2 separate regions of the Homo sapiens genome follow, and region 1 is linked to region 2. Evidence: chromatin contacts called from ENCODE Hi-C or POLR2A ChIA-PET data. All regions are on one chromosome and are shown on one strand. Each heading gives the region's core, a stretch centred on a gene start or an enhancer-like site at or near the end of the contact. The rest is flanking DNA. Distances are from core to core; before and after follow the strand shown.

What was found. Hi-C counts contacts between places; a loop is a spot of excess contacts on that map. ChIA-PET counts read pairs that join two places held with the same protein, here RNA polymerase II (POLR2A). Pooled maps may share reads with other maps.
Region 1: a map of heart right ventricle shows a loop between it and region 2 (2.1-fold over the local background). The contact joins two enhancer-like sites. A Hi-C loop is called at or near these places in 8 of 168 maps with a recorded cell type or tissue (PC-9, endothelial cell of hepatic sinusoid, head of caudate nucleus and 5 more), 4 of 37 single-sample maps with no recorded cell type and 9 of 50 pooled maps. POLR2A ChIA-PET finds 5 or more read pairs at or near these places in 9 of 52 experiments (BJ, H1, HEK293T and 5 more).

Annotation. Positions count from the first base shown.
Region 1 is chr9:136,629,922-136,633,255 of GRCh38, forward strand. No RefSeq gene overlaps it. Among named protein-coding and RNA genes, the nearest start is that of LINC01451, 14 kb to the left of the region's middle. RefSeq lists enhancers at 1-313, 544-663, 846-1,377, 1,378-1,909. Within about 2 kb of position 1,655, at least 4 of the 41 ENCODE cell types and tissues checked have a DNase peak (open chromatin) inside an H3K27ac peak, as active enhancers do.
Region 2 is chr9:136,562,968-136,566,300 of GRCh38, forward strand. No RefSeq gene overlaps it. Among named protein-coding and RNA genes, the nearest start is that of NALT1, 17 kb to the left of the region's middle. RefSeq lists enhancers at 647-1,507, 1,508-2,369. Within about 2 kb of position 1,829, at least 23 of the 41 ENCODE cell types and tissues checked have a DNase peak (open chromatin) inside an H3K27ac peak, as active enhancers do.

The DNA.
Region 1 (3,334 bases), core at 405-2,904, 67 kb after region 2:
AGGCCCCAGCCCTGCCTGTTGCAGGGGGGAGGGGAGGGGGGCGACGACACCACCCTGTCCCCAGCTCCACTCCCTCAGGCACCGTCTCCTCCTCACAGCCCCCACTGGTCTCCTTACTGCGGTGCCCAAGACCCATCCTGGACTGGGGTCTGGTGCTGGGAATCTCACACTGGACCCCCAACCTGGCTCCCATGGGCCTGTCCTGCCCAGCCCCAGGCTGCCCCTCAGCAGCTCTCACCCCCTAGACCCCAGACTCCTGTCTCCCCTTCCCCACTCCTCCCAGGCTGGGCTGGGTCCCGCTGTGCCCATGTCTGCCCGCATATCTGTAGGACCACTCGCTGCCTCACCCCTGCACCCCCACCTGCCGGCCACAGCCACTCCCAGCCTGCACCTGCCAGGGCTTCACAAATGACCAAGGGGAAATGAAAACACAACTCTTCTGAGTTCAGCTGTCCAAGGCAGAGGCTGGGCAGTGCCCCCTGCCCACCAGCTCCTGGAGCTGAGCCAGGGGCTCTGGGAGTGGGGGAAGGAGTCAAAGACCCCCGAGCAGAGGAGAGACTGGAGAGGGACTGGTTGGGGTGAATCGGCCTCCAGCGTCTTCCAGCAAAGCGTCTCCTCCCACCCACGCTGGCCTGCGACCATTCCCCAGACACCTGGCGCCACCCACCGGGCCAAGTGGAGGCTGCGTGTGGGAGGGCTGTAGCCCTCAATGCCCTGGGGTGCTCAGATGAGGAGGGGGCTGAGAAGGGGAGGGGCCCTAGATGGGGAGGAACAGAGAAGCCCTGTTAGACGCATGCCTTGAAGAAACTTGGTTTACACACACACACATGCTTCCATGTGCATGCACACACTGGCAGACACACGTACATACACACGCACACATGCTCACACAGATGCCCATGCTTGCACACACCCATCCACGCTCACTAATACACATGCACGCATGCTCACAAACTGATGCCCGCATGCTCACGCACAAGCACACGTGCTCACACACACATACGCATGCATGCTCACACACATATACACGTACATGCATGCTCACACGTGCACACATACACACGCACCCATACTCACACACATACATACATGCCTGCACACACACACGCATGCTCACACAGACTACCGCATGCTCGCACACGCACACATGCACACATGCTCACATACATACACGCATGCATGCTCACACATATACACACGCATGCATGCTCACACACATGCTCGCACACATACATACACACATGCTTACACACACACGCACGCATGCTCACAGACTCCCGCATGCTCACACACGTGCTAACACACGCACGTGCTCACACATACACATGCACAAATGATCACACACACACCTGCATGCATGATCACACATGCACACATATGCACCCATGCTTGCACACATGCTGACACACATACGCACGCAGGCATGGTCACACGCATACACACGCACACATGCTCTCTCACACACACACATACATGCACACACATACATGCTCACACACACGCACACATACACACACACCCATGCTCGCACACACACACGCATGCTCACACACGCACACACGCACCCATGCTCACACACACACCACACAAGCATGCTCCCACACATACACACATACATGCTCTCACACACTCTATCACACATACGACTGTTCCTGGGGCTGTGCTGCCCTCCTGTGGCTGCTGACAACTCCATGTCCAGCCCACTCAGCTGCCGGATCCCCAGGAGGGCCACCATGGATGTCTGGGGCCGAGGAGGCACACAGCCACCCGGGGCCAGGGAGCACCGAGGCCTGGGTAAGGGCAGAAGCCGCCAAGCCCCCGGTTTGCTCCACCCCTCAGTCCCCATCACAGTCTGGGCCAGGACTCAGAGCCCTGGGTTCCCCAACGAACCTGCCCCTCCAGGGAACCCAGGACCCCTTAGGACAGAGCTCCAGACCCCATCAAGGACTAAAGGAAGAAAATTAAGCACAAACAAGGTAGAAGAAATAATGAAAACACGAGTGGACAGAAATGAAGTAAAAAGTGGACAAACAACAGAGAAAATCAAGGAAAGCAAGAGTGAGTGATTCGGAAAGATCCACAGAACCCACAGATTTCCAGCTGGACGAATCAAAGGAAACAAAAAGAAGAAACCACAAATCAGCACTGTCAGAAAGGAGAGGAGGCGCCATCTCACCTCCCACAGACACCGAGAGAGTGAGTGTCAGGAAGGAGAGGAGGTGTTGTCTCACCTCCCACAGACACTGACAGAGTGAACGTGTCAGGAAGGAGAGGAGGCGCCGTCTCACCTCCCACAGACAGCAAGAGAGTGAACGTGTCAGGAAGGAGAGGAGGCGCCATCTCACCTCCCACAGACACCGACAGAGTGAGTGTCAGGAAGGAGAGGAGGTGTTGTCTCACCTCCCACAGACACTGACAGAGTGAACGTGTCAGGAAGGAGAGGAGGCGCCATCTCACCTCCCACAGACAGCAAGAGAGTGAACGTGTCAGGAAGGAGAGGAGGCACCATCTCACCTCCCACAGACACCGACAGAGTGAACGTGTCAGGAAGGAGAGGAGGCGCCGTCTCACCTCCCACAGACACCGAGAGAGTGAACGTTTAGGAACGAGAGAAGGCGCCATCTCACCTCCCACAGACAGCGAGAGAGTGAACGTGTCAGGAAGGAGAGGAGGTGTCGTCTCACCTCCCACAGACGCCGACAGAGTGAAAGTGTCAGGAAGGAGAGGAGGCGCCGTCTCACCTCCCACAGACGCCGACAGAGTGAAAGTGTCAGGAAGGAGAGGAGGCGCCGTCTCACCTCCCACAGACACCGAGAGAGTGAACGTGTCAGGAAGGAGAGGAGGCGCCATCTCACCTCCCACAGACACCGAGAGAGTGAACGTGTCAGGAAGGAGAGGAGGTGTCGTCTCAACTCCCACAGACACCGAGAGAGTGAACGTTTAGGAACGAGAGAAGGCGCCATCTCACCTCCCACAGACAGCGAGAAAGTGAACGTGTCAGGAAGGAGAGGAGGCGTCGTCTCACCTCCCACAGACACCGAGAGAGTGAACGTGTCAGGAAGGACAGGAGGCGCCATCTCACCTCCCACAGACAGCGAGAGAGTGAACGTGTCAGGAAGGAGAGGAGGCACCATCTCACCTCCCACAGACACCGACAGAGTGAACGTGTCAGGAAGGAGAGGAGGCGCTGTCTCACCTCCCACAGACACCGAGAGAGTGAACGTTTAGGAACGAGAGAAGGCGCCATCTCACCTCCCACAGACAGCGAGAGAGTGAACGTGTCAGGAAGGAGAGGAGGCGTCGTCTCACCTCCCACAGACACCGACAGAGTGAA
Region 2 (3,333 bases), core at 579-3,078:
ATCCAGCCACGCCAGGAGCTGCTGTGATTCTGCAAGCGTTCACTGCTTACAAGGCAACTGAACAGTCATCTTCCCCTTTTGACCTCCAGCGACCACCCCTCAAGATCACTGGGAAACTGAGGCCTGAGAGGGAAGGACAGCATTGAAGGTTGTCCAGGAGGTTAGAGCAGACGGGAGGAGAGCCCCGGCCTCCAGGTCTCCTTCCCACGGGAGCCCGCTGGCTGGGTGTGTGGGCCGCCTGCCTGAGCCGCTGCTGTGGGAACCACCCGCTTCCTGAGCTCCCCTGAGCCCCCGCCCGCTGCCAAGCCAGCCTGGGAAAGCCCCTGTGGCGGTGAGCTCGGGGCTCAGAGCAGACCCTTGACCCAAAGCCTGTCACAGCAGACGCCGCATCCTCCCCTTTCCTCCCAGCCCGCGTGGCTAGGCTGGGGTCTGCCCTGCTAGCGGCCTCTGGCCTGGAGCCTTCTCCTGCCTAGGCCCAGCAGTGGGCCCCCCACCAGCATGGACCCTTCTGTAGTCCCTGCGCCCACCTCCTCAGTCCAGAGCCAGCTGGGGCAGGCTGGCCGCACAGCACATTGAGGAGAGGCTGTTGGCTCTATCGGGAAATGGCGACCCGATGTCCTCCCACATGCTGAGCTGCACCCACCCTGCCAGCAGGTGCTTCGGGAGACTCAGAGGTTCCTGGTGGGGTCAGAGGCACCTAGGACCCCAGGGCCAGGCCCTCGTTTCTGTTTACTCCTGGAAGAAGAGAGTTCTTGTCCTCCCTGGCAGGAGCTGGGCTTCAACAAGTCCCCTGAGGGCCCCTGGACCCTGGCAGTCCCTGCGCTGAGCCAGGAGCCGCTGCGGACCAACCAGACCAGGGTCTGACACCTGCCGGGCTGAGTCTGGTTTCTGTTTCTCAGGTCACAGAGGGGTTTGGTGGCTGGCGTGGGGGCCATGGAGCTGGGTTCTCAGGCGACTCTGCTGCGTCCACACTGTTCCCTCAGTCAGCTCCATGTTCTCACCTGTACAGTGGGGCTATGGTGAGACACGCAGCGGGTGGCTGATCAGGTGCGCTCAGCATGAGGCCAGCAGGCAAGACCCCTGCCCAGAAAGCTGTGGGGCCACCTGCCCACCCGACAGGGCCTGGACCATGCCCTCCATGCGAGAGCGAACTGCCCAAAGCAGCTGCCCCGGGACAAATCTCCCCCTCCCTGGCCCCGTCATACCCCAGGCCCTGGGATTTCCAGAGGCCCACGGGCTTGTGGCTCAGAGCTTGGGAAGTGCTCAAGGGGAGGGGCCCAGGACTAGGCAGAAGGGCAGGATTGGGGACAGGGCCGTGGGACTCCTATAGTGACCGCAGGGAGGAGCAGCCCAGGTCACAGCAGAAGGGGCTGAGGAGGGGGGTTGTTGCACGCTGAGGGTGGGTGTGAACCTGACCAGGAGGCAGCTGCCAGCCTCACCTGGGAGGGGCGCCCTGCAGCCACGCCTGGCAGGAGGTCCCTGGAGCCTGCCCGCAGCCTCCTGCCTTGCCCCAGAGGCTGCATTGTCTCCCGCTGGAGAGGCAGGGAGGGCTTCCAGGAAGGGGCACAGCGGGCAGCACCCCAGGCCTGGAGCTAATGCGCTGGCTGCATGAAGGAGCCGGCCCCGACCAGCCCAGCTGCCTGCAGGCCGGGACCTGGGGGCCGAGGCCCAAAATGGAATCTGACAGCTAAGCCCAGCTCAACCAGGTCAGGGCCCACCTCTGGGGTGCAGTAAACAGGAAAGTCCACAGGGGACCAGAGGCTGCCACGAGAAAGGAAAGGGCTGGGCCAGAGGGTTTCACAAGATGTTTCAGATCAGCAGGAAATGGTGACTTCTCACTGTCTGACTCCACTGGCCTTATTGAGCCAGCACTGCGGCCAGCAACCGCGCTGGGTGTGTCTGTGAATTTCAAGGGAGCCCACACGTGGGCGGCAGTCGCCCCGCTGGACTCCCAAGAGGAAGCCCCAGCTCCCAGCCTCACCTCTCACCCCGTCCTAGTGAGGCCCTTCTGCGTGTGCGGTGATTCTGGACCTGCCCAGGCTCCCGGCTGGAGCTGGGCATGAGAAACTGAGGCCCAGCAGGGTCTGGGCTGACCCAAGGGTCCCCGCCTCCCATTGATGGGGCCCCACAAAGAAGCCCCAGGTGTCTCGGCAGGTCCCTGGCCCTTCTGAATCATTCCCCAAAATGTAAAGCTGGCTTTGTGCATCTTCTAGCGTGAGAACTGTTTGAAATTGGGTGGGCCAGGCAGTGTGAGGCCCCGCAAGCGCAGTCCTGGGTTGGGTCAGCCATGCAGCGTGAGGCCCTGCAAGCGGAGTCCTGGGTGGACAGAGCACCGCACTCCCGGCATCTGTGCACGGCCATGCAGGCCCAGCTCCTTTCCGGAGAAGGTCCCGGCTCTGTAGAGGGGTCCTCGCTCTGTTCCAGATGGAGTCCAGATTCCTTCTGACGACCGTGTGTCCTAAGAGGCATAAAATGCTCGCATTTTTGACCTAGTGATTCTCCTTCTGGGAGTTTATCCCGAGGAAATAGCACGAAGCCAGAAAACCTTCCGTGGGAGACGCCCCCGCCCGCGTTATTTATAACCGGGAGAAGCTGGAGCCGGCCCAGATGCAGGGGAGGCCCGGCTGGGAAAACCATCCCGTCTGTCTAATTGAATGATGTGCAGTTGTTAAAAGCAATGCCTGTGGAAAGTTCTAACAACGTGGGAAACACTCATTATGGGATGGGAGGTAGAGACGTGGATGTGTCGGCCGCCAAGGACTCTCAGCCGGCAAAGCAGACCAGGGCTGTGAATTCGAGACCTGCGCGTGTGGGAGGGAGGAGGTGCCCCATGGCCACCCCGGCCGTCCTGCAGGGGAAGAGGTGGTATGGGTTCTGCCAGGTTCCGCCCCGGTCCTGGCCACATGGTGATCTATGGGGGACCCTCTTACCAAAATGAATATGATTTATGGGACTCTATCTTCACCCCAACTCAGAGACTTTCCCCATGAGGCCGCAGGGGTCAGGATTCCAAGGTCTGTCTCTGAGTTTCTGAGTGGGCGGGGTGAGTAGGTGGCAGGGGAGGAGCCAGTTCCCACTGGGGCCAGCAGACCCCCTCCCTAATGGGCAGAGAGTCCCCTTGGGGCCTGCTCCAGCTGTCCTGGGAATGGTTTCCAGGCCCCAGGCCTTTGGGATGCAGCAATGACACCGGCTGTGGGGGTCGCAGCCCCAAAGGGGAGGGAAGAGTCAGTGGCTCCTGGGGAGTCCCGCAGATGCTCCCTCCACATTCCCCGAACCTCCGTCCCTCTCCAATCTATGTGGCTCACCCTTCCCACCCGCTCGGCTGCTGCGAGC